Linked DNA regions of Mus musculus: regions 1 and 3 are each linked to region 2. The links are chromatin loops, found by intact Hi-C in ENCODE. Cell type or tissue: gastrocnemius. All regions are shown on one strand. Region 1 overlaps Gm30551 (predicted gene, 30551). Region 2 has its middle 12 kb from the start of Gm41046. Region 3 overlaps Mast4 (microtubule associated serine/threonine kinase family member 4).

Region 1 (8,000 bases), 970 kb before region 2:
ACCAAAGTGTGGACACTTTGCCCCTTCTTAGAATAGGAAACAAAACACCCATGGAAGGAGTTACAGAGACAAAATTTGGAAGTGTGACGAAAGGATGTACCATCTAGTGATTGCCATATCCAGAGATCCATCCCATGATCAGCTTCCAAACACTGACACCATTGCATACACTAGCAAGATTTTGCTGAAAGGACCCAGATATAACTGTCTCTTGTGAGACTATGCCAGGGCCTAGCAAACACAGAAGTGGATGCTCACAGTCAGCTATTGAATGGACCACAGGGCCCCCAATGGAGGAACTAGAGAAAGCACCCAAGGAACTAAAGGGAACTGCAACCCTATAGGTGGAACAACAATATGAACTAAGCAGTACCCTGGAGCTCTTGTCTCTAGCTGCATATGTATCAAAAGATGGCCTAGTCGGCCATCACTGCAAAGAGAGGCCCATTGGACTTGCAAACTTTATATGCCCCAGTACAGGGGAACACCAGGGCCAAAAAGGGGGAGTGGGTGGGTAGGGGAGTGGGGGTGGGTGGGTATGGGGGACTTTTGGTATACCATTGGAAATGTAAATGAGCTAAATACCTAATAAAAAATGGAAAAAAAAAAAGAACAAATAGACAAAATGAATCTCTTCAAGGTATCCAGCCTCAGGTATTTCATTATAGCAAGAGAAAATGGACTGACTGTTTCTACGTCACTCAACCTTGGAGGCCAGGGAAGGAAAGGCCCAGAAGCAATTTGCCTGTGTGTTTGCCTGGGGTGCCATGGAAGGAGATGAACACTAGGATTGGGTGAGGGGCTGTTGTATTTATAGCTGGTGGCCAAGTGTGACTGTTGGCAGCTTCATCAGACATGCTGTTGTGGCTCGCACAGTGCCAGGCTTGGGCTGGGTGGCCTTCTGCTTATTGGCAGGAGCAACTCCTTCAGCAGCAGCAGAGCTGAATGCACAGTTCCCGTCTACTTTCTGACCCTGCCTTGGAGCTCCTTTGGCTTCATCACACCTTTGACAGGTGTGCTTCCAACCCCACTGTCATTTCTACAAACACCTCCTTGATTCATTCTTTTCTACTCCAAAAGTCCCCAAGAAGCTTAGAGTGGTGGCCCTTGCCTGCAATCTAGCGCTTGGGAGGATCAGGAATTCAGGGCTAGCCTGGGGTACACCCTGAAACCCTGCCTGCATCTCCCCACAAAGGTCCCCAAGAATTTTGTTTCCCTCAGTGAAAAGTGATCTACACAGGATGTTTCTGGCCAGCTCCACAGTCACTCTCATGGGGCCTGGGTTCGTCCATGTTCCCTTGACTTTCCACTTTGATTTGACAGCTTTTATTTTTATTTTTTTAAAAAAAAGACAACCAGCCAGGAAGTTGATGGGTATATCAATAGACTGGAGTGCTTAAGGCCAGGAGAGAAAGTGTGGGGCTGTAAAGAGTAGTTAAAATTTGACCCTGAACTTAGTTCTGACAGTCCCATGTCAACTTATTTATTGGAGTGTTAGCTTCTAGACAAGCTTGTCACAACGTGACCACACTGCCTGTTGATGCGTCATGCACTTGAGCTGACCATGGCAGCTCTTCCAATTTTCCTTCAACTGTACTGTATTTCAAAAGCAAAGGGAATGGTGGCTGGGAAGATGGTTTGTTGTCAGAGAATTAAGCAGGGCAAAAATGATGGCTCCTTACTTTTCAAATGCACATGCACACATGTGTTATCTTGAATGTATGTTTCAGGGGACACATTTCACTATTAGTAGTAATAATAGCATAAAACCAAAGGATTTAACCAGAGGTTTATTGGATTTGTGAGACTGGAAGTTGGGAGTAAGTGTGGACTTCAGTGTAGCTGAGTGCAGAGGCTCCTGCCCCATCACTGCAGGGCGCTTTGAGCTCTGTTGGTATTTCCTTTCTTCTTAGGCTGGAAGTTGGCCATGGCCTGCATCTGACAGAGTCCAGAAGAGGAAGTGGGGGTTCCTCCTGGGCCTTTGAGAAGCCCGTGGAGAATCTTTCTTTTTTTTTTTTTTTCCCATGACTTATGGGACTCAAATCAGTTATGCCCTGCTGGAGCCAATCACTAAGATAGAAATGTGCCATTCTGGAACTGGAAACCGAGTCCACTTTCCCATATGGTCTTCATGGAGAAGGGTTTTTCCCAGAGGGAAATGAGGATGCCAGTCAGCAGGGAAGAAGGAGGAGGAAGGACCACCGGCATGATGGAAATTGCGGAATGCACAGTAGGACTCACGAGTCTGAGTTCTGACTCAGAAGGCCCTCTGCTGTGTGCAGGCAATTGGCTGTTTTTCATTTTGACTCATTCAACAAATGCTTATTTTATTCCTGTGTGTGTAAGCCAGAGGTCCAGCTTGGGTGCTCTGAAAGTGCTGTCCACTTGGTTAGGACAGGGACTCTTTGTCCTTAAACTTGCCAAGTAGGTCAAGTTGCTGGGCCAGGGAACTGTAGGGATCTGCCTGTCTCAGGCAGTGCTAGGGTTACAAGTGTGTGCCATCAAATATGACTTCTCACATAGGTTTTGGGGATCAAACGCAACTTCTCATGACTCTATGTCTAGCGTTTTGCCAACTAAGTTTTCTCTCCAGTCTTTTAACAAATGTTTACTGAACCATTAAATCAATGCCAAATTTATGCCAAATGCTAGAGGTAAAAAAGAGTATTAAAGATACCGACATATCCTTTAAGGATTTTGCACTCTAGTGGAGAAGAATAGGAAAACAGAAGTATGAGACATACAGAAAGTTGAGGCGCAGAAAAAAGGAGAAAGTTTCATAAACATAGAGGAAGGTGCAACCAAATCTGTACAAAGCAGTGGCTCTCACCCTTCCTAATGCTGCAACCCTTTAACACAGTCCCTCATGTTGTGGTGATCCACAACCACAAAATTATTTCACTGCTACTCCCTAACCATTCATCTTTCTATTGTTATGAATTGTAATATAAATATCTGATATGCAGGATATCTGATATATGACCCCTGTGTAAGGGTCATTTGACTCCCCTAAAAGGATTGAGACCCAAAAGCTGAGAACCACCGGTATAGCAGGGAGTGAGTGGACATCTGGGGACATAAGGAAGAGCATCATACTCAGAGGGAGCAGCATGCACAAGGATACAGAGGGCAGAGGAGGATGGCAGGTTCCAAGATTCTATCTGCATAGGTAAGGCACATGAAGGACACGTGAAGGTTGTTTAGAGATGATTCCTAGAATCCAAGTTAGGGAAAGGCTTGGAATTCTCGGGCAGAAGAATTCAGTCAAGAGGATGGCAAAGGCAGGATTGAAAAGGCTACTGTGGCATCGTATTAGAGAGGGTGAGCCTGAAGGCTGGGTGGCTGTTCTAAAGCCAATGGAGGGGAAGGAACTGAGGGCATGAATAGAGACAGGATGGGAGGTTCAGCAGAGGGGGACTTGGAGGGAAGAATCGTTGGGCCTGGTAATTCTCTGGGCTAGGGGAGGTTGGAGGGAAGCAAGGGGAAAGGACATATGTGCAGCCATGCCATTCTGAACATTCCAGATCCTGGGAGCTAAGCAGGGTCAGGACTCGTTAGAACTTGGACGGAGAGAGGCGTGCGAGAAAAGTTGCTTGAGTGAGCAGGTGATGGTGTGTCAGTAACTGAGCTGGAGTCTGGGAGGAGGGTAGTGTAGATCTGAGAGAGGAGGGCAAGTTCAGTTCTGTACACGAAGGTGAAATTCTTGTGGGCCATCTGATGCCATGATGGGCAGTGTCGAGGACTGGAGATCAGATCTGGAGGCTAGAAAAGGTCTCTGGTGATGAGCAGGGCAGATGGGATGCTTGTAGTAGACGGCTAGGAAAGGCCATTTGGGAGAGGAAGCTTTCACACATACATGCATGCATACATACATACATGAGAGCGTGCATCAACTCATGCACACTTCATACACCTGTCCAGTTCTCCAGGGTGCCTTTCCTAATAGCTATAGCACTATACATCTGAACATGGGAGGAATACGCCCACTGACCAATTAAGGGGATAACATCTCTTTCTGGAGAGTTTAGAGGGCAGGGAGCTGCCTGTCTGATGGGGTTATTGGACTTGAGGTTAAGTGTGCTTATGACAACAGTGACAGGATTCTTCAGCCTCCAGCTCCCTTCTATCCCTTCCCCCAATCCATCAGGCTTTGGAACATTCCAGGTAGACATGGCTGGATGGTATCTATGGTTTAGCCGCTGAGCTTGTCCTTGGTGCAGATATTGCTACTGAACACTAGGAGGCGCTTCCGGGCACTCAGCTCAGCCTGGATGAGCTAGATTGTACCAAAAGGTGATCTACAAGCATATTTCCTTGCGTTAATGTGACACAGGATTTGAAGTCTTAAACAAGCTCCAACTGTAGTCCTAACTTGAGCTCAAAAGCCACTTCATATGACAAATGCAATGACCAAGACAAGGAAACACTCTACAGAGAAGATTTTGTTTTATTTTTATGTATTCATAATCTTGGTCTTGAACTATTTGTTGAACAAATAGGAGAGCATACACTTTTTCAAAACCGCAGGAGGCCTTTTCAGTAAGGAATGTGTGATGTGTCGGTCTTGACTGCTGATTTGGTGGGTCTTAGAACCAATGAAGGAGACATGGTGTGTCTATGAGGATGATTCAGAGGATTGAGAGGGGAAGACCCAGTCTTAGAGGGAGTGGGTGGGACCATCCCATGCCCTCCAAGAACAAAAGTGTCAGGAGTCTGCCTATCATTGCTGCTGCCATCCTCCAATGACAACACACTCCAGCTGTTTTGTTCTTTCCATGTGGACTGAATACTCACAGCTCTTGAGGGATTTGGTGGCTGTTTGGAACCCATTTTGAGTGGAGGCATCCAGCTTTACGGACCTAACCTCTCTGGGCACCTCTGCCTCGCCAGCATGTAGGCTGCCATTGTTGGATGGCTTGGAGAAAGATAAAGGGATTTCTCTTCAGGTTGTTTGTAAGCCAAGCTAATAATTCTCCTTTGATAATGTATTTATGTTCTGTTGGTTCTATTCCTTTTGAGAACCGTGCCTAACAAAGGACAAGAACGGGAAGCCATATGGTCGCTCTTTCCCTGGGCTTCAGGCAGCCTCCAGGGAGGTTTCTTCTCTCTCCACTCGATCCTGACACTGCTGGCTTATTCAGAGAGTTCTACTCATTTCTTGATTGGAGAGGGTGTCTCAGAAATGCAGACTCTTATCTGCTGGAACAGCTTGAGCTTTCTGAGACACCCTGGAAAAGTGTTAGCTTGCTACCGTCAACCCACATTGCTGGTGGTCTGTGTAACAGTAAAACTTAGGTTGTACTGGTCAGCTTGGGATGCCACAGTTTTTAAGGAAACCTTGCAAGTTCTCGGGTAAAAGGAAGAATGGCAGCCAGTTTGAGATGAAATGTATTTTAAAAGTGTTATTTCAAAGGGGGACATGTTCTCCACGTGACGTCATCCTTTAGTGCTTCTCTCTCCGTTCAGGCAACATGTCTTAGATCGTTGGCCCATATGTCACTCATTCTCGCAGCTACATTCATGGACTCAAGAACACAACTGGTGATATGCCCCGATTTAAATAAAAATAAACATATAGCAAGCCCAAAGATGCTTGGTCCCTTTCTTGTTTCCACTACCATACATGACCACTGAATGGGTTTTCTCAAAGTTCTAGTTCCTGGAGCATGAGCAAGTGCGGCAGAGAATTACAAAAGGCTGCTCTCTGTCCTGTAGATATAGACAAACTTTGATTCATCCACTCAAAAAAAAAAAAAAAAAAAAAAAAAAAAAAAAACTTCAGCAGCCTTTCATATGTGATGCCACTAGATGTCACTACACATCAAGTTTCTTGAACGAACCAGTGGGAGGCCTGCCCAGCCACTGTGCCTGCCTCTCCTTCTATTAATGTTTAAAAGCTGCATTTGTACTGGCTACACTTTCCACATTGAATCTTTTGTTTAATGTGACACTCATTCCTAGGAGCCCAGCTTCATTCTACTTAACTGTAAGGCAGCCATCCCTTGGCTGGGGTAACTCCTGTTGTTGCTCTTCTGTCTAACATACTCTCCCTCCCTCTTCCCCTTCCCCCCTTCCCTTCTCTCCCTTCATCCCCCCTCCCATTACTTCTTTCTCTCTTGGTGCTTTCTTCAGTTGGGGAGAGGTCAGAGGGCAATGTTTATACCTTCCTCTGTAGCTCTTACTTTTTGAGACAGGGGTCTCTCCATGACTGGAATCTGCTGCTTGGCTAGACAGGCTGAGCAGCATCCCTTCAAAAATCCCCTCCCAGCCCGCACTGTGATTGTAGGCACAGGGGCCATTCTTGGCTTTTTACGTGGATTTCTGAACTCAGACTCTTTTGCTTGCTCGGCAGGCACTTCACCGATGGACCATCTCGCTCTCCTCTGACTGCTTCCCACACCAGTGAAGTTCTTGCTCTCTGGCCTGTTTTGCCTGTCCAAGTACAACTGACAAACTGAAATCCAGGTAGCTAGGTTCTTCAGGATATGTGAGTTCTCCATAGAGGTCATTCTGGCTGAATGGGCCTCACATGGGACCCCATGTGAAGCATCAGGGGTGATCAGGAAGTCTGTCCTCTCTAATAACCTCTATGGAAAAGGCCTTTGCTAAAACAAAACCTCTTCCTTTGATCCCTTTAATCCCTTTATCTTTTCTGGGCTTTTTTGTCATATATTCTGTGACAGCTCTCAGGGGACCAAGGCCAGCAGAATTTGCTATGCCTTGGGAATATCTATCCCCATCAGTAAGTCAGACAGTAGGAAGGAGAACTTTCGTCCCCAGAGGGGCCCTTCAAGTGTGTGTTTGATGTTGACGGCTCTCTTTGTCATGAAGAATGGTGTTCAGGGGAGCCGGGATCATATGCTGTAAAGATAAAACTTGGGACTTAACATTTTGCAAAGCCCCTACATCTATCATGCCACCCCGATCTCACGGCAATCTATTAAGGAAGACAGGATGGATATTTTTATTTCCATTTTACAGAAGAGAAAACAGAAGGTCAGAGAGGTTAAATGGCTCACTCAAGGTCTCCTGGCTATAAAAACCTGCATCTTCAGCTTCCTGGGCCCTGAGCTCTCTGTCTTTCATGATCTCCAGCTGCTGCTGCCTGCAGAGGGAATTGTTAAGGGCTACAAGGAGTGGACCTTTTTTTTTTTTTTTTTTTTTTAGCAGGGCGGGCAAGAGATTTGGTGCGTTAGAATTCGAATTCAGGGCAAGAATGAAGTGTCCCTGCCTGGTTCTTTGGCTGCCAGCCACTGCCTTGGCCAAGGCATACTCAAGGCACATGTTGGCACCTGAAAAATTGCCTGGCTGGTACAGCCCAGCTCGCTGAGGCTGCGTTGTTGATGATGTGAAAAGGGGAGGTGTATAGAGGAAGCGTGTGGAAATGCCTCACCAACCGCAGAGGATTTAGAGAAGGCAAGTTTCATGCTACTGTGCTTATTTCCTTAGCGAAAGGAGAGAGAGAGAGAGAGAGAGAGAGAGAGAGAGAGACACAGAGAGAGAGAGAGACAGAGAGAGAGAGAGAGACACAGAGAGAGAGAGAGAGACAGAGAGAGAGAGAGAGAGAGAGACACACACACACACAGAGAGAGAGAGAGAGAGAGAGAGAGAGAGAGAGAAAGAGCGCTGAATATTGTTAAGTCCAACTAGAATGTAAAAGGAAGTAGATGAGGTAATGACAACAGTGACCCAGGCTCTATGCATCCTCTTCAAGCGTTCCTGGTCCTGGGGCTATCAGGCACAGGTCAGGGAGAGGCATGGAGATATTGCCTCTGTCACAGCTGCAGCCCATGCCTGGGTGCACTGCATCTATAAGGCACTTTGCTAACCCAATGAAAACCACTAGCTAATCACTAAAATAATCTGTTAATCTGTTGAGTAGGACTCCTTTACTGATGACTGGAGGCTTTGAAAAATACTGCTTAATCAATGATGACGACAGAGCTAATTTTCTGCTTTAGCCACTATTTGACAGAGAATGGAATGGCGCACATCCCTGC
Region 2 (8,000 bases):
CAGTGTATAGAGAAAGGCCTTGTGCAGACATGCAATCAGCTGTTTCAAGTTTGGAGAAAATGGTACAATTCTAGCATCGTTTTCTTTTTATAGAACACAACTAGTTCCTGTTGCAGTCTATTATTAACAAACCAAGAAGAAGAGAAAGAAGAAACTCTGAAATTCTCCTCTCACTTTCACATATAAGCCTCTCTGAGCTTATGGTAAGTGAATCTATCCCTTGTTCTATACATTTATACATTTAAATCTGTATGACAAATAGAGCCTGTTTGTGTTCTTGTTGCTAGTGCTGGATTTTAGACACACCAGAAGATGGCATCAGATCCCATTACAGATGGTTGTGACCCACCATGTGGCTGCTGGGAATTGAACTCAAGACCTCTGGAAGAACAGTCAGTGATCTTAACTGCTGAGCCATCTCTCCAACCCAGTTAGTAAACTTTTCACAGTGAAAATCCATTGCTGGATTTTAAATTAATGCTGCTCATTGACCCTGTCCTGCATGTATATGATGCAGTCTGATCACTCTGCCCTGCTCTCTTCTCTCCCTTCTGTCTTCTGTCTCCTCCTCCATACCTATTCCTTTTCAGATTCATGACTTTTGGTGACCCATTTCGGATCAACCACGGCCATTTATAATCATTGGATTAGAGTTATCCTTTGGAGTCTGGTGGGCCCATCAGTGGATAGACAACTGAAGGCAAGGACAGCCCCATCTCCTTGAAGCATTTAATAGCAAATGTGAGTAAATAGTTCATCTGGGAGAAGTAGGGCCTTCTGAACTCCTCCCCCATTCAGTTCAACTGCTGGCTGACTGGCTAATCCTTGTGTAAATCTAGTGGATGCATCCCCAGCTGCTGTGAGTTTGGGATTGCAATGGCTGTGTCTTGCTTGGCATTACCCAATTCTTTTCCTGTTTTCTGGATACGATACTCTTTTTTGTCTCTTCTTCCTTAACATTCTCTCAGCCTTCGGAGGGCAAGTGTAGATGTCTTGTTCCGGGATCAGTACTCATCTGTCATGTATTCTTGGTACCTTGTGAAGCTGTGAGTCTCATCTGTCATGTACTCTCGGTGCCTGTGAAACCCCGAGTCTTTACCATTGTTCACTGATGAGGCTTCTCTGATGAAGGCTAACAGTAGCTTTTGCTTACAGGTAAAGACCAACATTTAGAAGGCAGCTTGATGCTTTGTCAATTTTGCTTAAAAACAGTATTCAGTTACTCACTCCCAGTACCTATGACTTCTTTAGCTACGGGTTTCCCCTCAGGTCTTTGGTACCAGGCTTGGATTCCCTCTTGTGAAACTGGCCTCAATTCCAGTTAGAGAGCTGTTGGTTAGTGTACCCAACACCCAGAATGCCACTACTGAACAAGTGGGCACAGTTTGCTTGGTGGATGGCCTCATGGCTCACAGGGTTAACAGCTGGATAAGATCAACGATGCTCTCTCCCTTAGCAGCTTTCAGAACATCTTCTGGAACCACCAAAGCTAGCTGGCAGAGAGGAAGCTTCTAGCTCAGTTCTAGCTTGATTTCTCTATGTCATATATATATTCTTCAACAATAGGGTCTCCTATAATCTGGTTCTGGTAGGCAATCATGAGGAATGACAAGAACCTGCATAGTTCTGGGGATTTCTGGTGCCTTCAATCAATAACCCATAAGGAGGTGTTCAGGCCTGGCACTGGAAATTTTGTTAAATAACTCCCAAAGTCTAGAAGCTTCATTTCCCAGTCATGTAAGATGATTGCCTTCTAACTCAATCTCTCTCTCTCTCTCTCTCTCTCTCTCTCTCTATATATATATATATATATATATATATATATATGTATGTATATGTATATATAATTTTTTTCTCCCCCAAATCTAAGCATGCTTATCTCTGATTAAAGTGAAAAGGGCTTGTAGCTTTTACACAATTATCCTAGTTAAGAAACATGACACCACCCCCCACCACCACCACCAAAAGGAACTTTTGGAACTATATCCTACGAATATGTAGCAGGCAAATACCAAATGCTCAGCCTTCTGAAGCCAGTGGCTAACTACACATCACACACCCCATCTGATGCCAGATAAGCACAGCATCCTGACCCAGCCCATCCCTAAGACTCTTGGTATTCTCTTTCAAGAGAGAGAGAGAGAGAGAGAGAGAGAGAGAGAGAGAGAGAGAGAGAGAGAGAGAACGAATAATCTAACATCATTAATGCACAAGAAGCAAACATTCTAGGTCATTTATAATTCTTTATGATTCTTGAGTAATGAATCCAGGAAGGAAAGTGGCCGGACATTCTAAGTGGAGGTGAGGTGTGGGGTGGAAGGACACAGGATGGGGGTGGGGCAGTCATTAGCGCAGTCAGGTTTGCTCACCTTTGTGGCTTCACCCCCAGAGCTTTTTCTTGTGCTATTTTTGCTTATAACCCCCACTGTTCCCTCAGAGAGTCCTCATTTTGCTCAGGCACACATAAGGACCTGCTGCCCACATCAACATATAAAAAGAGAGAACAATATTATTAAAAAAAAATCTGTTATTACTTCCATTATCTACATTTTGCTTTTTAGAATTTGTATTTCTAAATTTTCTTTGTTTCTTTGTTTCTCTCTCTCTCTCTCTCTCTCTCTCTCTCTCTCTCTCCCTCTCTGTCTGTCTGTCTGTCTGTCTTTGGTTCCTAAGAAGTAGACAGTAAGACTGAAGGAGCTGAAGGGGTTAGCAACCCATAGGAAGAACAATATCAACCAACCAGACCCTCCCCCCACAGAGCTTCAGGAACTAAACCACCAACCAAAGAGTAGACATGGAGGGACCCATGGCTCCAGCTGCATATGTTAGCCTTGTCAAACATCAATGAGAGGAGAGGCCCTTGGACCTGTGAAGGCTTGATGTCCCAGTGTAGGGGAATGCCAGGTCAGGGAGGTGGGAGTGGGTGCGTGGGTGGGGGAACACCCTCATAGAAGCAGGGGGAGAGGGGACGGGATAGGGGGTTTCCGGAGGGGGAACCAGGAAAGGGGATAACATTTGAACTGTAAATAAATAAAATATCCAATAAAAAGAAAAAGGAAAAAAGAAAAGAAAAGAGAGAGTGGAAAAAAAGAAGTAGACAGTAAGAGTTGCTGTAAGAATTTAGAACCTGCCACACAAGCTACAGAACTGGCACACAACTGGGTGAGTGGGCAGGAAGGCTCCTTTCTTCACGCACCGTGGGACCAAGCTGGAGAGAAGCAGGAGTAAGAGGAGAGAGAAGAGAAGGAAAATATAAGATCACTACTTTTCTTTGAACCAAGAGGATCCAAACCACCAGGAAAATGCCTGAGTTGGGTAGGAAGGCAAGTATCCCCGTGGAGAGACATGGACTGGAGGGCCCTGGGGCAGGTAGAGAAAGGAACAGCCTCCGCAGGAGCCTGGAGAGGGCTGCTGTCTTCTCCCAGTGTGTTCCTACCTCTGTGTTTCATTTAATTTTCTCTCAGTAAGTGGCAAAACACCTCCCAAACCAAACCACGCAGCGAAAGGAAAGAAGGTGAAATTTAATATGCTTTATCTCAAAACAACATCAAAATGTTACATAAATCAATATAAAATCAGCATAACTCATACAAGTATGAATCAAGCTTGTTGGGAGGGTAGATCTTTCCAAATGTGGTCAAGATGGTAACTCTGAGGTGACAGAAGAGCTACTGAGGTGGTTATAACACACTTCTATGTCAACCTCAGTGGTGACTTTGCCATTTACAGCATAGCTTAACTTCATTATTTTCAATGGAACTGTCTGTTAATAGAATTCGCAGTTGAGGAAGTAGGTTGTCAGACTCCTGTGTTCATAGCCAGGTTGATTTAAAGGTTTTTAAATACCCGAGCTGAACATCTGCTGTTGTATTTAAATTACTTTAATTCATACGAATGAATTAAAATCCAACTTTCAACTTTTCAGAGGTGCTCAGAACACCCAGTCCCCCATTTCGCCTGCTTGTGGGCTGAGGTCAGAGTAAACCCCAACCTGTCTCCATCCTCTGTTCAGGCACAGGACTTAGTTGAAGTTTGGCTTCTGAGCACCAAGTACAGTAGGGTTTATTTCTTCGCAGCATGCAGCTGCCACCTAGTGGCCACTTTCTGAATGTCACATGGAGATTACCAGGAGAACAATCATGGCACTTCAGCCTTGCTCTGAGGACCAGGAGACATTCCTCTACTGGGGACCTGTGTGGCACTGTACTGCTGATGTGTCCTTGTGGCTTGAAGGCTGTATTAGCAACTTCTGGAGACTAAGAGATGACCATCATTTTCCATACCCCTAAGGTGTTTGTAGAACAATGAATATACCCCAATATCCTCCATGCCCCGGAGACAACTCCGTGCAGAAGTTAAAGTCACTACTCTCCTCTGTGCTAAATTCTATTGCAGCTTCTGAATATTTTGTTTGCTTGAAAATTTCCTTCTATTAGTAGTAAAACTGGTGACATCACAGGCCTGCCTTTCCTCATAGTGTATTAGGAGTCCGTCCAACAATTATGGTTGGGTAAATGGATGGACTGTCTAGCTACCAGTTCCTGGTCCTTTCTAGAACTAGTAGTACTTTTTTTTTAAGGGTTTATTTATTTTATATATGTGAGTACACTGTTGTTGTCTTCAGACATACCAGAAGAGGGCATTGGGTTCCATTACAGGTGGTTGTGAGCCACCATGTGGTTGCTGGGATTTGAACTCAGGAACTTCAGAAGAGCAGTCAGTGCACTTAACCGCTGAGCCATCTCTCCAGTCCAGAGTTGTGATTCTTTGAATGCAATTTTTGTGTATCTGGCAAAAAATGCCCTTCAGCAAATTTGCATAATTAAAAAATCTTTATAAGCCTTATTACCTTGCTTTATCTTGACATCAGTGTATATTACACTGTCCTTTAGAAAAACAAACAAGCATAATGTTCTTTGCCTCAGAAATGGGGATGGGGGTGGGATAACTCCTGGTGGCAAAGACAGGCTTTTTTTCCCCATTTGTTCCACTATCTCCGTACTAACATGTTTCACAGATGCGAAAGTAGTCACTTCCTTCCCTATCAAAAAAAAAAAAAAAAAAAAAAGTTCCAAATACAAAATAACGCGCCCAAATTTTAGAACTTCAAACCACATTAGATTCACCAGTCTCTGCTTTCTGAGTTTGCATACAACTTGAGCAGCTGCCTCAAGCTCCTGACACCAGGACCTCCCTGCCAGGAAGGGCTGTATTATTTAATGAACTGTGGGCTGACATAACCTGGCTCCCCAACAACCTCTCCAAAACCCTTAAAAGCAAACAAACACATGAACCCCTACTTTAATATGTTGAGTATTTCCTGTGTCCTGTATAATGAGCATCAACTAACTTGACCAAAACTACTCTTATTAAGGTCAACATTTAATTGGGGCTGGTTTACAGGTTCAGAGGTTCAGTCGATTATCATCAAGATGGGAGCATGACAGCATCCCGGCAGGCATGGTGCAGGCAGAGCTGAGAGTTCTACATCTTCATCCAAAGGCGGCTAGTGGAAGACTGACTTCCAAGCAACTAGGGTGAGCCCACACCCACAGTGACACACCTATTCCAACCAGGTCACACCTCCAAATGGTGCCACTCCCTGGTCCAAGAATATACAAACCATCACATTCCACTCCCTAGTCCCCATAGGCTAGTTCAAACACATGAATGTATGGGGGGCCATATTTAAACACAGAATAATGCAAAATGCATTTAGTCCAACTTTCAAAGTCCTCATAGTCTATAGCAGTCTCAACAGTGTTAAAAGTCCAAAGTTCAAGGTCTCTTCTGAGATTTATCCAATTACTTAACTGTAATCCCCAAAGAAAGACAGGAAACCAGCTGGGCAAACTCCAAACTCTGCATCTCCATGGCTGATGTCAAAGCAGTCTTCAGATCTCCACTCCTTTTTCATCTTTGTTGACTGCAACAAACTGCTTTCTCCTAGATTGGTTCCACTCCCTGTTAGCAGCTTTCCTCAGCATGTATCCCATGGCTCTGGCATCTTTAACATCTTGAGTCTCCAAGGCAATTTCAGTGTTACAGCTTCTTGTTTCAGAGTCTGGGATTCCACTTGATCTTTTGGGCTCCTTCTAAGGGCTGGCATCACTTCTCCAGCTCTGCCCTCTGTAGCACTCTAAGCTCAGGTTGATCCACTCCACTAAGGCTGCTGTTCTTGGTGATTATCCCATGGTACTGACCTCTCCAATACACTGGGGTGTTCCACTCCAATAGGCTTCACCAATAGCCTTTCATAGGCTCTCTTCATGGTGCCAAGCCTAAACTCTTTTGCATGACCCCTTCAGTCCTGGGCCATCAACTACAGCTGAGGCCACACCTTCTCCAATGGCCTTCCATGACCTCTCACAGTGCCAAGCCTCAACTGTTCTTCATTACACCTTCAGGCCTTCAAAACCAGTACCACCTGGGTAACTCTTACATATTACCAAGTCTAGCCACAGCACAAGGAACAACCTTGGCTATCTCTGGAACAGCTTCTTTGTGCTCCCAGAAAACAATTTTCAGAAGATTTCACCTCAGTGATACTGATCTCTTCTTAATCATTGCTAATTTCTTAGCTCCAGCTAACCAGCATTAATTGTCCCAGCAGTTCCTTCAGTTCTTAACTCTAGAGCCAGAGCCACATGGCTGAAGCTGCAGAGTTCTTCTGCTTGCAGGAACTAGAACATGACCCACTTGTACTATTACACTGTCACTGGCTTTCTGTTTTCCAAATCCTTCACTGCCTAAGCTTGGCTGTCCTGGATCTTGCTCTGCAGATTGACCTTGAACACAGAGATCAGCATGCCTGTCTCCTGGGATTAAAGGTATGTACCACCAAGTCTGGATCTAAATTTAGCTGGGTAGGATCTTGCCTCAAGGTCCCACTCCCTTAATCTGCTATCTCCTAGAACACAGGATTTTGTTCCATTTCACTTCCTGGTACCCCTTTAATACTCGAACCATATATTTTATATTTTTCCTTTCTCAGTTTGCTATGCTTGTTCAAACTTCTCTTCATAAGACTTAACCAGAGAACAAAGTCTCTGCTGGGCTTTTTTGAAACTTCCTTTGTCAGTGCAATTAAACTGAGTCTCTTCACCTTAGCTTCAGGCAGACTTTTCAGACAAGGGCAAAAAGTAGCCACATTCTTCACCAAAATACCACAGAAACAGTCTTTATGCCACATTCTGAAATTCTTCTCCTTTGAAACCTCTTGGGCCAAGTCAACACAGTTCAAATTACTCCCAGCAACAAAATCTTCCATATTCCTACTAGGATGACCCATTAAGCCCCATTTAAAGCATTCCACTGTGTTCCGAATCCAAATTCCCTAAATCCACATTCTTTCAAATAAAAGCATGGCCAGGTCTATCACAGCAATACCCCAGTCTCTGGTATCAACTTCTGTTTTAGTTAGGATTTCATTGCTGTGAAGAGATACCATGACCAAAACTATTCTTACTAAGGTCAACGTTTAATTGGGGCTGGCTTACAGGTTCAGAGGTTCAGTCCATTATCATCAAGATGGGAGCATAGCAGTATCCAGGCAGGCATGGCGCAGGCAGAGCTGAGAGTTCTACATCTTCATCCAAAGGCTGCTAGTAGAAGACTGACCTAGAACTAGTAGTACTTTATTCCAGGTAGGCATCTTCCATTTTCTATGCAGCACGACTAGGATATCATTTCTTCATTCTCGGCCATCAGCACCTTTCTTTGATCACACACAAAGCATATATACATGACCTTGCTTAGAATGTTCATAAGACAGAGGTGAAGATTAGAATGACTGTTCTAATGTGTATCTATAAATTACCTATACCCAGCCCCCTTTGGATACAGTACCATACATACCAGGAATGCTTTGAGTCTCCTGGGACATACATTGACACTACCTGACTAGCTCTAGTGTCTGGAGCCCGACCTAAAAAACCTGAAATCACTGTGACTTTTTTTTTTTTAATGACCCCAGGGATCCTAAGTGTTGTCTGGAGAGA
Region 3 (8,000 bases), 66 kb before region 2:
CTGAAACTGTCTTAGACCGTGAGAGCCTGGAATGACCGTGGAGAGTTTGTCTCCTATTGAGAGCTTGTCTCCTGTGTCTTTCAGTTTTGAGGACACTGTTGAGAACAGTGGACAAAGAAAGTCCCGTGGTCCTATCTAGGTGTTCACTGTGTGTGTGTGACCTCTGGAGCTGGAAAATAATTCTCTCAGTTGCCAATCATTTTCTACCGGTGCCTTAGATCAATGATATTTCTAAAGCAAATTTTTGGGGTTGTTTGTTTGTTTGTTTATTTGTCTGTTTGTTTTTTCTTTTTGTGTAACCTTGGCTGTCCTAGAACTCTCTCTAGATCAGGCTGCCTCAAACTCATAGAGATCCTCTTGTCTCTGCTTCCCAGAGTGCTGGAATTAAAAGTGTGTGCCACCACCGCCTGGCAAGCTAAAAGAACTATAAGATATAAATGGTAATTGCTTTAGTTAGCGTCCTGTTGCCATGACAAAGACCGTGATCAACAGCTTCTTGGAGATAAAAGGTTCTGTTTTGTCTCAGAACTTATAGTCGGTCTATCATAAGGAGATGTAAGAGCAGGAGACTGGAAGAGGGACTAAAGCAGAGGCCATGGAGGAACACTGCTTCCTCAGTCTTTGTTCCTATATGCCCCAAGATCATCTGCCCATGGGTGGCACGGTCACCACTAGGCTCTGCCTTCCCATATCAATCAAAAAATCAAGAAAACCTCCCACAAGACAGTCAGATGGGGGAGCATTTTCTCAGTTTAGGGTTTCTCTTCCTAGATTACCCTAGTTTGTGTCAAATTGATTAAAAATCCGAACTAACCAGCATAGGTATAAATATATACATCCATTTATACATGTATATATAATACATTATATATTACACTGTATGCATATATTATGTATATGTATATATAATATTACATATACATGTATATATATTTATATCTGTGCTGGTAAATTATATATATACAGTATAATATAGAATATGTCCTATATGCATGTATATATATGTATTTTATATAATATATATTGCACTCTTCATAACAGTAGTGTGTTATATGCAAAATAGCTCCTACCTCAGCATGTATTTATTTCATAGAATATAGATGTTTATGGAAGAAGAAAAATAAGCTGAATTTATGTTATATGTTAACATGATTCTGGATTTCTAAACCTCTCTTCTTGCTTCTGTGAGATTGTATATGTAGTCCCCCTCCCCCTAGAAAGGTCTTTGGAAATGTCTTAGAGAGCCAGCTGGCCCTCTGTGTGACCTTTCACCTCACCTTGTGACTGTGATCACCTCCTACAACCTACAGCTCCATCAGAGGGTACAGTCACTGTGGGCCACTGCAAGGGTGCGAACATGGTGGGGTGTGCTATGCCATGGCACTTCCTGAAGCTGTAGAGTGCTCTGGCACACATTTAAGGCAGTAGATCCTGCCTCTGGATCATAAAGGAAGCACCCAGGAGCAGTAGCTAGTGTAACGAAACAAAGAAGATGCAAGGGATTTAATTATCGCCCCGGCGGGCGGGCGAATTGCGTAATCATGCAGCTTTCTGCCAAACTTAAGCAGCAGTTCTTGAACAAAGAGTGTAAAGTGACCAGCATCGGCAGTGGGCGTCTACACGCCATGGCCGGCTTCATACTGCAGTGGCAGCTCTGTGTAGTATACCTGGCTGATTAATTTACAGCCTCTGTGTAGTATACCTGGCTGATGCTAATTTACAGCCTCTGTGTAGTATACCTGGCTGATGCTAATTTACAGCCTCTCATGGCATCCTTAGGAAACAGCAGCAAGATCACTAGTAGGGCTGTGTGCACACATGTAGAAGCACAGGAACTACAGTATCTGTCTCGTGGGTTGAGAACACCAGGAGCACTTTCTACATCTCATTGCTGCACCTTGAGTCTCATTTCCCCTTACAGCGTTGAAGTAGCCCTGCTGTGGAACCTTCAGCTCACGAGTACAGGGAGGCGGGTCCAACAGCAGTCAGCAGTGTAGACTCCTGGGATGAGTGGATGGTCAGGTCCCTCATTCCTTCCCTTCCAGGAGAGCTTGATCGTGGGACAGCATCAGTCTTTCTAAAATAACTTCATGGTCTTTCGTAGATGGAGACCATAGTGTCCCAGTTTTCAGCCTTTGCTCGAGCGATAACAGGTCAGGCTTAACCCTATAATTAAGGAACTTTCCACTCAGCCGTATTACTTTGTTTAAATTCTTGGTGCATAAGAAAACCTCTAGGCCTCACCAGCACTTGGTTCAGGAACTTCAGGAACTCTGGGAGCTTCTCAAGTATGGGGTGGGGACAACCAAATGGCATGACTGTCATCCTTCCGTATTTCCTTGTATTTCCAGAGCTTTGGGCTAAATGCTGCAAGCGTCATCTAAAACAACTCAGGGAAATAGCTGATGGGGAGCTGAGGTTATAGTTCCGTTGGTAAAGTACTTCCCTGGCAAGCATGGGGACTTGAGTTTGATCCTCTAGAACAGTGGTCCTCAGCCCCCTAATGCTGTGACCCTTTATTACAGTTCTCCATGTGGTGGTGGCCCCCAGTCATAAAGTATTTTCATTGCTACTCCATACAGTAATTTTCTTACTGTTATGAATCCTAATGTGAATATCTGACATGTGATCCCCTAAAGGGGTTATGACCCACAGGTGGAGAACCACTGCTCTAAAACCACACGGGGTGCAGACACCTGCAGTCAGTGGCACTTGTGCACTCACCACTGGGGAGTAGAGACAGGAATGTCACAGGCTTTGCTGGTCAGCCAGGTCAGCCTACTTGGTGAGTTTCAGATCATGTATCAAGAAACAAGGATGTCTTCTGGCCTCACATGCTTGTGCGTGTGCACACGTGCACGCACACACACACACACACACACACACGATCCTACACAAAACTCATACACATACATAGCTAATGAAGCAAGAGTACTTGGCACCCGCCAGGCTCTGCTGGGTTTTACACAAATTCATGTGACCCTCGGTTCTTCTCTGAGGCAGATGCTATAAATAGAGGTGTCCCCATTTTCCAGACACACAAACCAAAGTAGAGAGCCATGAGCAAGGCAGCCACAACCATCTGCTAGGTCAGTGATTTCAACCCAGGCAGCGTGAGTCAGAGGCTGTGCTTTCAGTGCCTACCACACACTTCTCCAACACAAGCATCTAATTAGGAGTGCCTCATCATCCAGTGCTCACAGTAGGAAGGCCTAGCATCACCAGGCTATAATCAAAGTGCTAAACCTAAGGAACAGACTGTAAACGTGGCAGAAGTTCCCAAGAAGGAAAGACTACTGGCATCGAAAAAGCTCAAGAGAACTGAGGGTTAATCTGTACAGGCCTTAAATGATGGTTCGGGGAGTTGAGGAGAAGTAGGGATAGCCCAGGCAACATGGATAGAAATGCAAATGTGAGGTGGGTGGGTCTCAGGTGTTGGGAAGTACACAGTGAGCCTAGTAGGTTGAGGCCTTGGTTCATGTTGGGGTAAGGTGTGCTAGCAGGCTGGAGCTAGGGCGGAGGATGAGAGTCAGGGCCACAACACAAGGGAGGCCAGAAGGAAGAAACCTTGACTCAGTTCAGCCCACTTAAAACTTCTCCTCTCCCCTTGTGCACTGAAACCCGGAAAGACTTGCAAGTCAGAGCAAACTAAGCAGACATCTAGCAGTCAGCTTGCCTAGTTCTGTTGCTGCTGCTATTGTTTTCTCAGACAGCTATCACAGAGTTCTCTCACGCCCCAGCTTCCTTGTAGCTCCTGCTGTAGCTAGGTGGATCCACTAGGTGGCAGGCTTCGCAAACAGCACCCAGTATTTTTTTTTTTCTATTCATTTACCATTTCTCCTGATGCTTCTGATTAATATTTGCATGATGCACCTTGTGCATTTTTTACTACAGGAGCTGTCTTTGGTGTATGAATATCAGTCCAACAAACCGCTTTTTGAAAAGTCATAAGTAGAAACAAACAAAAAGTAGGTTTAGCTTTTGTGGAAGGGGGCATTTATTCAGAGCCTCAATACATGCTGAGTCAGCGGGCCCTGCTCCTCTCCATTTTCTAGTGAGAAGCACTCATGATTTGTACTCTAATTTATCATTCACAATTTTATCATGCTTATGCCTCCTTCGTTTTTCAGTGATCTAGTTCTCTGAGCATGCCCCACATGGCCCATGATGGTTTGCTGACCGCCACTGTGGTGGACACAAGCCAGGCACTGGAGAGGTAGAGGGGACCAAGCACCCGCTGCCCATGCGGAGCAGATCGGGAAGGAGGGGCACTGGGGGATGAAGGACAGAGTAGCCAGACTTTGATGGTTCCATTTACCACCATGACTCTGAGAGCAAGAATCTCAGGGGTCCTTGAAACTGTTATCATTATCTATAGTCCAACAATGACAGTCCTTTCTCACCTCAGGAGTAGTGACCCAACCCTCGGATCTTGATTATAAGAATAAAGATTATACATGAGAATGACTTTAAAGCTAAATTGTATTTTTAAAACACCAGGTGGCATTGTTAGCCTCCTACTAGGATATGAAAGTCTGAGCCAGGTGTGACGGGACATAACCACAATTCTAGCCCTCCAGAGGCTGACGAGGAAGAACTGGCACATGTTTGAGACCAGTGTGGGCTACCCTGTGAGTTCTGGGCTAGCCTGATCTACAGTGTTAGACTGTGCTTTAAAAAAAAAAAAAAGGCAATGTTGAGATGCATTGGAATACAAGCCCCAGTGGCTCATGGGATATCAACCTAGTGATCATATGGAGGTGTGTGTGCACTCAGTATAGGAAAGTAGCAAAGAACACTTTTGAAAGATAAGTCCCAGCAGCCTTGTTGCCCCTTTTCATCCCATTCATGAAGGCCTCCTTCCACGAATCTTCAATAGCGAATTTTCCACTTGGTGAGAAATAAGCCAACCTCTCCCGTTAAAGAAAATGTAAATGTTTTAAAGTTTTGCACCTACATGTAGGACATATGACTTACCTTTCTGTTGGAATTCAGACCCCACCTACCTAAAATATTTTCTGCAAATCTATTATTAGGTGGGAGATTATACTTCTAAAATGATATATGAAGAGCTATGAAGGCAATAATAAAAACACTGTGTTTTCAATTATAAGCCAGAGATAAAACATCAACAAAGAGCTCCCTGAAGCAGTGGTGGCCAGCCTGTGGGTCGTAACCCCTGGCGTTTGCAAACCCCTGCATATCGGATGTGTACATTAGGATTCATAACGGTAGCAAAATTACAGTAAAAAAGTAGCAGTGAAATAATTTTATGGTTGGGGGTCACCACAGCTATATTAAAGGGTCACAACAGTGGGAAGGTTGAGAACCACTGCCCTAAAGAAATATAAATAACTAAGGAACCATCAACTCATAAAACTGAAACTCAGAAAAGAGTAGCGGTGGGGAGACACCAGTAGGCAGCCAAGACAAAGCATGTCCTTAGAGAATCTTTGTTGAGAAGTTTCCAGACATGTGAGATGGAAAATAGAGAGCTACAGATATGACATTAAGATTGTTGATAAGATGTGCATATGTTTATACATGTTCAAAGAATGACGAGGATGCGCTAGGGATGATGTAGCTATGTAATTTAATGCCAGAGTGTTGCTTAGCATACACCAAGGCCCTCCGTCTGATTTTCACGCTTCCTTCTCAAAAACAATTAAAACCCAGCAGGAGATAGATTGAAATATCATCAGTTGTAGCTGAGTGGAGATTTCAATGATTTTTTTTTCTTTTACTTATGCTTTCCCATTTTTGGTTTGGTTTTGTTTTGTTGTTTCTTATAATAGCATGCGATCCTTCCCGATCAGGGGAAAGAAGGCAGATATCAGCCAGGCAGAAATCTGCTTTCCCAGTCTCTGTTCCCACAAGAGTTTTCTTCCTGTTGCTCGGTATGGCTTAGAACTTAGCTTCTAGGTCCTGGCATTTTAAAAGGCCCTTGTTCTTGGGCTACTTCTTTCAAGTTTATCATGGCCACCTCTGACTTTGAAAGACTGTATTTGCTCTCTGGCTATTATGACATGCACAAAGAAATTGTAGGTAGCAGAGTCTCTGCCCACCTGACCCAGTGCCCCTAGGCCTGGCTGCTATTCACCTTCATTACTAGGACCTGCCTAGAATTCCCATCCCAAGGTGAAGTGAAAGGACTCAGAAGCCCACCGGGAATTATGTGACTGTGCGTGACCTGGTTAGAGTACTCTCCCAGGGGCGGGCACATAACTTCCCAGCACTGTGAGGTGACAGGTTTTATGACAATAAGAGAGGAACCTTCTAACATCATTACAAATAAAAGTCTCATTCGGTTCTGTCGCCCTATGATTTCTAGGTCAAAGAAAAACACGAAACAGAGAAAGAAGGAAAATATATCAAGCAAGACCAGACAGCTCCTGGGCACATTTATATTTAATACATATGGATGAAGATAGCTGTTATTTATAGAGTCCTTTCCATGTGTCACACTTGGTGCTAAAGGCTTTGCAAGCTCTCATTTACTCCTCTGCTGAGCTCTAAGAGATGGTGGGGTCCTGCTGGGAGCTAGTACAGTCTATAAGGAGCAGCGAAGGGCAAGCAGGCCTGCCGAACTTGAATTTGACTCCAATATATGACTCCCACTCACCAAAGAGACTTGTTACTTTACCTTCTCCCACTTTTGCATTGGCCGGAACTCATGGGTCCAGGATTATTTAGCAGCAGGGGGACGCCTTTATTGATGCACCTATCTTTTTACTTGTCTTGGAATCTCTTAGTTCTGATCTTGCATCTTCACAGCATTTCTTTTTAATATCACCTCAACTTTCTTTTTAGAGTGGGAATAAGGTGTCTATCACCACTACTCCATTTGAAAACACATCAATCAAAACGGGACCAGCCAGGAGAAACAGTTACAAGGGCCGGATGGTGAGACGAAGCAAGAAGTCCAAGAAGAAGGAGAGTCTAGAAAGGTAAGTTGGGTCCGGCCTTCTTTAAAAGGTTGGCAGCCGCCTGTGTTGAGTAAAGTATATTCCTTATGAAATATGTCTGAGGAAGGTATGTTTCACTACATGTGAGAAATGCTATACCACAGTTCACAGTAGACATTCAAGGTCAGCGGCATTGCATGTATAGCAGAAAGAGTCATTGCTCTCAGTGTATATGATTGCTATTAGTTTTTAGCATGTGTCGACACCATGAAAAGGCCTTTTCTGGCTTAAATTTCTCTTTTTTATTTTTGTCTTTTGTGTCTATGTGTAGGCATACACATGCCACAGTGCATCGGAGATCAGAGGATAGCTTTGGGAGCTAGTTCTCTCTTTCAACCTCAGGCTCAGGGGACTGACCTCAGGTGGTCACGCGCCTGTGGAAAGTGCCTTTACCTGCTAAGCTATCTCAGCAGCTCTGCTGTATTTCATTTCTCTTTGTGTTGTTGTTGTTGTATTTCTTTAAGCCTTTAGGCATCATGTCAGGAGAGTTGGATTTGACACACTTGACCATCAGGCAGCTTTCCACATGAAATCTGCATTTAAAATATCGTGTGTATGTAACTAAGAAAGTCTTAGCATATATCAAAAAAAAAAAAAAAAAGCCCCACATATTTAAGCCTTTGAAATAAGCCTGGAAATAAAAGGCTCTGTGTGACTGGAATCTAGTGAGGTGGCACACATTGGCAGACAAGGAAGAACCAAAAATTCTATGTACCGGCTAAAGCCCGTGTGAGCCTGTGCTCTGGGAAGGGGTGTTTCTTCCCAGTCCAGGCATGGCTTCTTTGAGCTACCATAGTGGGGATCCCTTGTTCACCTGAGCCTGAGTCTCCTCACGCTGAGTTTGGATAGAGATAGAAAAAGAAGTGATTTAATAAAAGTGCTTCATTAACTCCAGGAAAAACAAAGTCATGTGAGCAGGAAAACACGGAGAGCCCACCTGAGGCCGAGGACCCTGCAGGAGCCACTTAAGTAGTCAGATTGGTGGGGGTCAGGAGTGTAGTATTAGAAGACAGAGGTGACTTTATGAGTTTAATT

Evidence for each region. Hi-C counts contacts between places; a loop is a spot of excess contacts. Peaks named below come from ENCODE experiments on the same cell type or tissue, not always from the same donor. Only the 100,000 strongest peaks of a DNase experiment are listed, where the experiment ranks them.
Region 1: a loop joins it to region 2, with 4 times the contacts of the local background. A loop is called at or near these places in 5 of 42 quality-filtered maps.
Region 3: a loop joins it to region 2, with 11 times the contacts of the local background. A loop is called at or near these places in 31 of 42 quality-filtered maps.

The regions. Positions count from the first base shown.
Region 1 is chr13:103,642,444-103,650,443 of GRCm38, reverse strand. All of the region lies in intron 1 of Gm30551 (predicted gene, 30551), which reads left to right. Among named protein-coding and RNA genes, the nearest start is that of Gm24870, 4.5 kb to the right of the region's middle. In gastrocnemius, CTCF peaks have their summits at 4,253 (motif pointing right) and 5,808 (motif pointing right); DNase peaks (open chromatin) are centred at 4,070, 4,206, 5,855, 7,264 and 1 more place.
Region 2 is chr13:102,674,790-102,682,789 of GRCm38, reverse strand. No RefSeq gene overlaps it. Among named protein-coding and RNA genes, the nearest start is that of Gm41046, 12 kb to the right of the region's middle. In gastrocnemius, no CTCF peak of the experiment used is centred here; a DNase peak (open chromatin) is centred at 4,096.
Region 3 is chr13:102,740,893-102,748,892 of GRCm38, reverse strand. Mast4 (microtubule associated serine/threonine kinase family member 4) reads left to right here. Exons shown (of 29, transcript NM_175171.3): 27 at 6,811-6,947. Among named protein-coding and RNA genes, the nearest start is that of 1700099I09Rik, 15 kb to the left of the region's middle. In gastrocnemius, a CTCF peak has its summit at 3,767 (motif pointing right); DNase peaks (open chromatin) are centred at 3,765 and 4,206; H3K27ac peaks cover 1,382 bases.